Regions from separate parts of the Mus musculus genome. Here region 2 is linked to region 1. A link is a contact called in ENCODE Hi-C or POLR2A ChIA-PET data. All regions are on one chromosome and are shown on one strand. Each heading gives the region's core, a stretch centred on a gene start or an enhancer-like site at or near the end of the contact. The rest is flanking DNA. Distances are from core to core; before and after follow the strand shown. Region 1 has its middle 6.4 kb from the start of Kbtbd6. Region 2 holds the start of Elf1 (E74-like factor 1).

The links. Hi-C counts contacts between places; a loop is a spot of excess contacts on that map. ChIA-PET counts read pairs that join two places held with the same protein, here RNA polymerase II (POLR2A).
Region 2: a map of left cerebral cortex shows a loop between it and region 1 (4-fold over the local background). The contact joins the promoter of Elf1 here to the enhancer-like site in region 1. A Hi-C loop is called at or near these places in 1 of 37 maps with a recorded cell type or tissue (left cerebral cortex). POLR2A ChIA-PET finds 5 or more read pairs at or near these places in 3 of 5 experiments (Patski and embryonic stem cell).

Annotation. Positions count from the first base shown.
Region 1 is chr14:79,442,950-79,447,941 of GRCm38, reverse strand. No RefSeq gene overlaps it. Among named protein-coding and RNA genes, the nearest start is that of Kbtbd6, 6.4 kb to the left of the region's middle. Within about 2 kb of position 2,536, at least 1 of the 3 ENCODE cell types and tissues checked has a DNase peak (open chromatin) inside an H3K27ac peak, as active enhancers do; it is left cerebral cortex, where a contact is called at or near this core.
Region 2 is chr14:79,478,326-79,483,317 of GRCm38, reverse strand. Elf1 (E74-like factor 1) reads right to left here and starts at 2,124. Exons shown (of 9, transcript NM_007920.4): 1 at 1,681-2,124. It overlaps Wbp4 (WW domain binding protein 4), which reads left to right and starts at 2,050. Exons shown (of 10, transcript NM_018765.3): 1 at 2,050-2,387; 2 at 2,873-2,945. The coding sequence starts at 2,386. It overlaps n-TEttc4 (a tRNA gene), which reads right to left and starts at 1,650; the gene lies at 1,579-1,650.

The DNA of each region.
Region 1 (4,992 bases), core at 1,287-3,786:
TGTGAGCCATCACGTGGTTGCTGGGACTTGAACTCAAGACGTTTGGAAAAGCAGTCAGTGCTCTTAACTGCTGAGCCATCTCTCCAGCAAGATTTTACTTTTAATTTTAGTTAAATATATATGTATACAGTAAGTGAGAATGGGCACATGAGTGCAGGTGCCCTTGGAGGCCAGAAAATGGCATCAGATTCCCTAAGGCTGAAGTTACAGGTGGTTTCAAGCCACCTAATTTGGGTGATGGGAACCGAACTTAGGACCTTTGGAAGAGCAGTATGTGCTGCTCTTAACTACTGACCCATCTTTTCAGACCCATGATGGTTTACTTTTATTGTGAACTTGATTGGCTCTAGAATCACCATAAAAAACACACATTTTCTAGTGTGTCTTCTGGGGCATTTCCAGATAAGTTGAATAATTCGGAGAAAACCCACCTTGAATGTGGACGGCACCGTCTCATGGACCCCTGAACTGAATCAAGAGGACTGAAAAGAAGCCAAGCCCTAGCCTTCATTGCTCTGTGCGTCCTGACTGCGGACACGATGTGACCCATGGCCACGCATTTCTGATGCCACGCTTTCCCCACCACAGTGGGATCCTTCAAGTTCAGACTTCTGTCCTTCTCTAAGCTGCTTTTGCCAGGTCTTTGCCATGTGAAAAGTAAGGAACAGAGGATGTTCAAGACCACTTTATGTCTTACTACGGTCTCATTTTGTAGCCCAGGCTGGCCTAGAATTCACTATGGATCCAGGCTACCCTAGCCTTGTTGTGACCCACCTGTTTCAGTCTCCTAGAAGCTTTGGTATAGGCCAGTCACCATTCCACCTATTAATCTGTTTGTTTATGAAACATTGCAAGTAGCTCAGAGTGGCCTTAAACTTGCTGTGTGTGTACCTGAGAATGACTGCGAACACCTAATTCTTTCTTCATCTCCCAAGTACAGAGATTATGGGTATGTACTTCCATACCCAACTATAAATGGTTTGGGGTTTTTTGTTTTTTGGTTTTTTTTTTTTTTGTTATTTTTGGTTATTTTTGAGACACCCTCCCCCACCAAGTTACCTGCAACTTTCTACATAGACCAGGCTGGACTTAGAGATGAGCCTGCTCTGCCTCTTGCCAACTGGTATTAATAGCACGGGCCACCACAGCCTGCCCTAATTCTCTATACTTTTACTGTAAATTTCTCAAGGTCATCCCATGCCTGAGTCTTCCTGCTGTAGGCCCGCCCGTTCCCATGGCTTTGTTTCATTGATTTAAGGTTTTCCTCCAAAAGCTCAACAGTGACATTTCCATCTCCTTGTCAAAACGGACTCTTATCTCCTTGATTCTTATCTGAGTCTTATCTCCTCCTGTATGTACTCTCAGGTACGAACCCCTGGCCCTGGGCATGTGTACTGAATCTCACACACTCCAAGCCACAGCTTTTCAAGACCCCTGTTCCTCAGAGAATCTTCCCAAATAACCTTGCCCTTCCTAGAGCTCCAGTGGTCTTAGGCATTGATCTAGTTCTTACCCCAGCAGGAAGCAGGTCGGTCAAAGCAGCCATATACACATGAAATAAACTACAGTCACTCAGTATGACCTGAATATTTCTATGTTTTCTACATAATGAAATCCTAATTTTTGAATGTGTCAAGGTATTAAGAGGTTTTGGAGAGATCTTGTCTCAAAAATAAATAATGAACAAATTGAGCACACACACACACATTTGGTCCAAGGAAATGGCTCAGTGGATAAAAGCATTTGTCACCCAAGACTGACGACCTGGACTCAGATCCCCAGAACCCACATAGAAAGGCAGACACAGTGGAGTGTTTTTGTAATCTCACATTCTTGTGGCGGTGAGAAGGAAGGTGCAGAGAGCAGGAAGCCTCCAGGAGCTCAGAGCCTGAAGCAAGCAGTGTACAGTGGGCACAACGAAGAGACCCTGCCTCAAACCAAGGAGGACAAGATCCATGGTTGATCTCCACATGTGTGCCATGGCAAGTGTGCACCATCACACACACACACACACACACACACACACACACATGAAAATTAGACAAATATTTAAAAACTAAATTCATGGCTGCTTGAGTGACCCAAATAAACCTTGTTTTGCTGATTTAATAATCTGATTTCCACAATGACTAATCCAGTCTAATGAAACTCAGTTCTAATCCGTGCAATGTGAGGGTGTGGGAGGTAGGCAGGCATGGGGGCATAGGCTATGTTGGCCCTTTTCAGAAAATTACTCAATTTTTGTTAAGATGTAATGATTTGTAAGCTAACCACGAATGTTAAGTAATGGGTAAGAAGAGAAGAGGAGAAAATTAGACGCTGGACGAAAGCTCTCCCGACGCCTCTTCATAGTCACTGTCTTTCAGGACTTCCCTGATGACTTGGATGGCAACGCCAGAGAAACTGCAGCTGCCCGTGGGCAGATTGGGAAACAAGAAGAGAATGGAGCACGGTAGGAGTGTGGCCGTGCAGCTCACTGCTCTGTTTTGTCTTCCTTTGCACTTACTGGTTTGAAGAGATTTGAGCTCAATTCTCTGCCATTTGAAAAGATGAAACCTCTCCGCGTCCCTCCACGGTGTGAGAAATGTGATTTATAAAGGCATGATTAGTTCAAAATTTAAAACGCTGTTGGCTCTTCTGGGAGAATGAGTACAGCGGGAATTAAATTGTAGGCTAGAGGCTGGTTGGGTTGCTATGGCAACCCAAACCAAAAAGGGGAGGTGGGATGGGGATTGGTATAATTGTTTTTCTTCAGCTCTGGAGAACTCAGTGAATGACATGCGCTTTGAATGCCGGTGTTTGTCCTGTAAATCAAAACAAATATCACACAGTCATGTGTGTCTTCTTTCATGAGCTTAGCACCGTCTAGGCCAGCGCTTCTCAATGTTCCTGCTGCTGCAACCCTTTAATACAGTTCCTCAGGTTGTGGTGATCCCCAGCCATACATTTTTTTTCCCGATACTTCATAACTGTGATTTTGCTACTGTTATGAATCATAATGTAGACATCAGTGTTTTCTAAAAGTATTAGGAAAACCCCACCACCCCTCTACCCCTCCACCCCGTGAAAAAAGGGTCATTAGCATCCAAAGGAGTGGATACCCACAGGTTGAGACCCACTGATCTCGAGACTGATGGAAAAGACGGATGTGGTCTCTTCCCCAAGGAAGCATGTTGTAGCAGAGGAGACAGATAATAAACAATAAAGGAAAGGATAAACAATTTCAGCACGTGACGGAGACGCATGTACACTGTCACATGTGTGTCACGCAGCCTGCCCTCGAAGGTGCATAAGCTTTAATGATGGGAAGGATTAAAGCATCTTTTAATGTTAATCTAAAGTAGACTTGCAGAATCACGAATGCTTTGAGAAACCTAGGGATGAATGACTCTGTTATGATCTACACGGGGTTCATCATGCACATGGGGTTCATCATGCACATGGGGTTCATCATGCACATGCATGTGCGTACAGGTGGAGGGCAAGAGTTGACGTCAGGTATTAACCCAGCACATCTCAGTGAACCTGGAGCTCTCGGATCAGTGACACTGGCTGGCCAGCCAGCCCCCGTAGGATGACAGATGCATACCCTGCTGTGTTCAGCTTTTGACATGGATGGTGGGGATCTGGACTCTGGCCTTCAGGCTTGTGTAGGAATCTCTTCACAAACAGAGCCATCTCCCTAGCCTCAGAGTGGTTTTCTAGGCACCTGAAATTGGCCTTGAACTCCCAACCCTGTTGTGTCTATCTCCCAAGTGCTGGGATTACAGGTGTGCATCTCTAGGCCTGGTTCTAAATTACTTTTAACAGAAAGCCTTATATCTAGTGCTGGACATATAGGTCAGTGGTAAAATACCTGCCTAGCATGCACAAGGCCATGAGTTTGATGTAGCAACTTTTCCATAAAACTAGAAGGTGGAGGAGGAGGAAGAGGAGGAGGAGGAGGCAGCGGAGGAGGAAGAGAAGGAGGAGGAGGAGGCAGAGGAGGAGGAAGAGAAGGAGGAGGAGGAGGAGCCTCTCTTATATGCTAGTGGGTGGCTGAGTAGATGGGTCAGCAGTACTTTGAGTGTTGGTGGTCTCACACTGCTCTGGCAGACAACCTGGGTTCCATTCTCAGCACCCACATGGTGACTCACGATTGCCTGGAACTTCTGTTCCAGGAGATCTGACACCGTCTTTGGACATCTGAGGGCTCCCACATGCACAAATACTCATAAAACCATGCATGTGCTCACACACCTTTTTTTTTTTTTTTTAAATCAGCTGGGCATGACAGAGCACATCTTTAATTCCAGCACTTAGGAGGCAGAGGCAGGTGATCACTGTGAGTTCAAAGCCAGGTTGATAGACATAGATTTCTAGGTCAGCCAAGGCTACATAGTGAAGAAGAAAAAACTCAAAAGAAGAAAAAACTGAACTTAAAATAATAAGCAATAAATACAACCTAAGCCTTTCAACCAAGGTAGTGCCAAAAGCAAAGGGGCCCCCAGTCCTTCCTAGAGTCTAAGCTAGTCTGAAGGCTTCAAAAGCCAAGATAGTTGGACTGAAAGGTGTCCACAGTCTCTCTCTCTCTCTCTCTCTCTCTCTCTCTCTCTCTCTCTCTCTCACACACACACACACACACACACACACACACACACACACACACACACGATACTCATGTCCCCCAGACAACATGCTGGAGTGTCCCCACAAGAAACAAGTTTGACCCTATGCTGTCAAGTTGACCATGACCACGGAGCCAGCACAGGGATTACAGAAGACAACAGACTGTGTTTATTGAGGCTGTCAAGGCTCATAAGCAGCAGATCAAATGGGCTGTGTCAAACTGAGACTGATGTAACCAAAGGTAAGGTCATGACCAGGCTCAAACAAGAGAAGGCACGTGTTTGATTACCTCCTGATGTGTTAAATGTTGCCAGCGAAACTAGGATCCTCCGAATTGAGCACAGCTGCAGGAAATACCCAGTTTTCATCATTTAGCAAACGATA
Region 2 (4,992 bases), core at 875-3,374, 36 kb before region 1:
TGACCTGAGCACTGAAGAGGCAGGAGGTGCAAGAGCAAAGGAGATCTTCATCACCGCAGAGACTTTGAGGCTACCCTGGGGTACGTGAGACTGAGATGAGGTCTGAACAGACTCACCTTACCCTCAGGCCCACTGCTGAGAGGCAGAAGCAGGAGGACCATAAACCTCAGCAGCTCCGGCTCCTAGTGAGTTCTAGGCTATCTCGAGCCACACGGAGAAACTATCGTAGTAATATAATGATGGTGACACGCTTACGGCTCTAAAGCTAGAAGACACCACTACACTCAGGTCAAAGACCTTCGCACGATCCCATAGCTAAGGACTGGAGGCCAAAGGGATTCTATCCAGCCACTACCCACCTACCTAAAGCGCCTGCTGTTCAGCAGGCACCTCAAAACATCTGGAGGTGGGGGGTGGGGAACCTGACATGCATAAGGACTTGTGTTAATGTTTTAAATATTCGCTAAAGGAGTTTTCTAGGTTTAATTTTTACGAGGAAAGGCTCATTAATCCCTAATCGCATAGATCACATTAACAGCTATTTTCAAACTCAGCTGTGCCAGTTAAGGCTATAAAATATTGTTGGGAACACACAAACAACCAAAACTTCTGCTCAGTAATGGTTTTGACCAGAAACTCATCCGCCGGAGTCAGTTTTTCCTTATTTGTGCCCAAAGGCCCAACAGACTAAACATTACAGCTGCCCCAATTTTCTAATTTCAACTTGCATTTATGATAACGCTTTTGTTTCGTGTACGGCGCTCAGGCTGCTGACACAGCTGGGCCGCTTCTTTGTAATAAACACAGGGCTTCTATATTTAAAAGTACAGTGCAACTTTGTTGTAACATCCCCTCCCCAGTCTCCGGGCTAATTTTCTGTCTTCCAAGCTCCACCTCCATCCCATGATTTTTTTTTTTTTTTAAATCAGTGACGCTCCAAACAGCCTCCGGGAAAGCCGGCTCTGTTCTTTCAAGACATCTCATCCCAGTGGTATTTTTCTTCTCCGCAGTTTGCCGTGTGTTTGAAGAGGAAAGGGGAGTTAGAAGGAAAATAAGAGACATTCTGCAAAAGCCTTGAGGCGAGGGTTGCTGGGGGGGGGGGGGAGCGGTGGACCGGGCTCGGGTGCACGCGGCGGGGGTCCTAGAGCCCAGCCGGCGACAAGGGATCGGCGGGGGTCTGGCGATAGGGAGCAGCGGGGTGGTCTCCAGCCGCTGTTGACAGTAACTGGAGCGCAGCGGGCACGCCCCGGCCCGCCGAGTAGGAAGGGGGCGGCGGAGCAGGGTGTGGGCCGAGGGGGCACCCGGGCGGGGGGAGATAAGGCGAGGCCCAAGTTAATCATCACCTCCCGAGCGCCTGGAAAAGTACGGGCTGAGGGCGGGGTACAGCCGCGGGGAAAGCGAAACTCCTCTCGCAGCGGGCCCGAGAGCGGCCGCCGCGCTCCTCCGGCCTCCGAGAGCCAAGCTCCCATCCACGGGAGCAACTACACTGCCTGCTCCCAAACTCACCCCGAACACGGCTGCAGAAGTCAGCCAGAGCCACTAAGCAAGTAAACTCAACTAGAGCAAAAAGTGACACTGTTCCCATACCGGGAGTCGAACCCGGGCCGCCTGGGTGAAAACCAGGAATCCTAACCGCTAGACCATATGGGAAGTGCTGCTACAAGCACTGCTGTGACCCACCTGACTAGCGTCAGCGCCGCTACCACTCAGCCACTCTGCTGCAACTCGCGCCGCCGAAGCCGCCCCCGCGGCCGCTGCCCCACGCGCGGGCACGAGCCCGGCGGAGCGCGCGGGCGTGGCGGGGGGGAGGAGCGGGGCCGGTGCGCGCCCCTGGAAAGTTCTGAGCCGAAGCCGGGCGCCCCGTGCGCTCCCGGAACGGGCGGCTGCGCCTTTCTTTCTCAGCCGTCAGGTCCCGGGCTGCTCCCCGGTCACAGAGCGGGCGGGCAAGCCGGCAAAGCCGAGGGCGGCGCCGGCTGTGGGAACGGCGGCGTGCGGCCGGGGCTGGGGGGAGGCGATCGAGCCTCTCGGCTGCGAGCCAGCTCGGGAGTGGAGGTTCTGGATCCCGGGAGGCGTGAGGACCGCGGGATGGAGCCTGGGTCGGACGCTCGGGGCCCGCGGCTCCGGTCCCGTCGCGCTTTCGTCCCTTCTGGGTGACCTCAACCCCTTTATACCGACCCCACCTCTCAGGCGCCGCGAGTACCGCCCCGTGGGGGAGGGGAAGAGGCGGTGACAACCGCGCGCGCGGGTTGGGCCGTCGCGGCCGCCGTAGTCCACCCGTGGAAACGCCGTACCCGGGGGGGACGCCGAGACCGAGAGGTCCTGGCTTGAGCCACCGGCGGACATCAGTGAGCGGGATCGCGGGCTGCCCGCGGAGCTGCCGCCGTCATGTGAGTCGGGTCGGGTCGGGTCGGGCTTGCGCCGCCAGGCGCCCGCGAGTGGCCTCCTCCCGCCCCTCCGCTCGCCCGGGGCCGCCCGACCTGCGGGGCCGGTTCTCTCGGAGACGCGGCCGCCCTCTAGGCAGGAGCCGGGGACTCGGGTGCCGCCCCCGCCCGCCCGCCGGGGCCCGGGCCCGGGGCCGGGGTGGCGCTGCGGCCTCAGACGTCCAGGGGCTTTTCCCAGCCTCGCGTCCCCAGAACGAATGAATTAGCTAGAAGGGCACGGGAAAGAGAAATACTTTGAGACTTCTTCATCTCGGTGCAGTGTGATTTACCTTCACCGGAGAGCAGTTTTCCACGGACTTTAGCTTTACATAAATAATACAACTGCTTTGCTAAGACAGAAGTCCGAAAACAGCCTTATATCCCATTTTTTAACAACTGTAAAAATTCCTTTCAATTTTTGGATAAGCTTAGAGTTGTTTTTATCTTTTCAGGGCCGACTACTGGAAGTCACAACCAAAGAAATTCTGTGATTACTGCAAGTGCTGGATAGCAGACAATAGGCCTGTATGAAATTTTTATTAAAATATTCACGTGATGTGTTGTTTTTTTGACTTTAGTGTGTATAAGCCACTTTCGTGTATAGTGCTCTTTATTCTTCAAAACCTAAAAAGGTTTCTTTTGTTTGATTCCTCTTATGAAAGCTATAGCCTTCTCCTTTTCATCAATCTGACTTTGATTTTAAGGCCAAATTATTTCTGGGGACTTTGAGGAAATGGACAGTGAGTGGGATAATCTTGTTTATGGAATACCTGCCCCTTAAAAAGGAATATTGTAGTTTTTCCTGTTCTCCACAGGAAGGAGAACAGCATTATTCCCTGGTGAGATACAAAGGGAGCAGCTGTAATATACCTTATGCTGAAAGCCTTGAGCCCACTATTTTTGCAAGGGGGTTGGGGGCGGTGATTTTTCAAGACAGGGTTTCCAGACAGCAACTCACTCTGTAGACCAGGCTAGCCCGCAGCCCACAGAGATCTACTTGGCTTTGCTTCCCAAGTGCTGGCAAAAAAGGTGTGTACCATGGCTAGACTCCTAGATCCAACTTTTTGTTTGTTTGTTTGTTTTTTTGTTTTTCAAGACAGGGTTTCTCTGTATAGCCCTGGCTGTCCTGAAACTCAGGCTATTGTAGACCAGGCTGACCTCGCGGAGTGCTGGGATTAAAGGTGTGCACCACCACTTAGATCCAACTTTTAAAGCATAAAGTAAGACGTCAGCTGGCTTTCTTCCCTCTTAGACATTCTACAATCAGACAAGCTACTGTATCAAAAGCTGTGGGCTATGGGGACTGGAGAGATGGCTTCACAGTCAGTAACAACTCCTGCTCTTGCAGAGGGTTGAGGTTCAGTTCCCAGTACCCACATGGCAGTTCGACACTACCTGTAACTCCAGTTTCAGGGTGTCCGACAGCCTCTTCTGACCTCCATTAGCGGCTATGCTCATGTCCTTACACACTCACAGGGGCGTAGACCCAGAAAATACGTTTTGAAAAACTACAGGGTCAGCAAGGGCAGAGGTGGTTCCCATCTTTAATCCCAGTATCCAGAGGCTATTAAGCAGATCTCCGAGCTCAAGGGCCGCTTGTTCTACAGAGTGAGTTCAAGGACAGCCAGATCTACGCAGAGAGATCCTGTCTTGAAAAAGCAAACCCTATAGTGTCTTGCATATACATAACGTATTACTTGGCAGAACTATTGTACACCACGGAATGATGCCATATTTTGTGCTACAGTCTGCCATTACACACTACTAAATCATCTTAGGCTTTGAGAGGAGTTTTGCTCTTCCCTTTGGCTTTGCTAGTAGGTGCTAAAGATTGTGCATATTTTATTTGGCTTAGGCTAATCCCTACCAAAACTGCCATGAGATTTTAAAACCACATAAATTGAAAAAAATATCCCAGGAGGTACCTATGCAATAAAATAACTTTAATGAGTTATGAAAATAAATTATCTTTCTAGAGGTCTGTGTGCATCTCCCTACATATCTAGTAATTTATTAGTGAAAACTATTTAATTTTGAATGGTGCTTTAATACAGTATTCTTTGTGTGGTATAATCAGCTGTAAGTAACTCGGTATAGGAACAATAGAGACAACTGTTTGCCTTACAAACTCTAGCTTTAAAGAGGTACTCTGAGGAGTATATTAGAATAGCTCCATTAATACATCATACAGGGTTTGATTGACAGGACTTTTAGGGTACTTCTTATTTCTTTCCACCAGACATCTATAATTTGTGAGAACTTCTGGATATTTATGTAGGCCCCAGTGCTCAGTCAGCCATCCCTGTCCCCAGCCATCTAATTATGTTACTCTTCAGAAGTCACCTCCCCCTTTGCTCAGGTCCATCCTTTCATTGTTTCTGTGTGTATGTATTTTATTCCATCTTGTTCACAGGGTACAGAGGTTTTTTTAACTGAACAGTGTATCCTGAAGGTGTCTCCCATGTCAGTACATAGGGAACTGTGTGCTGCCTTTCTGTTCAATAAAAGCCTGTGGGAGTGCACGCAGTTCACTTACCCAGTCTCCAGTAGATAAACTACAAGATTGTTGCTA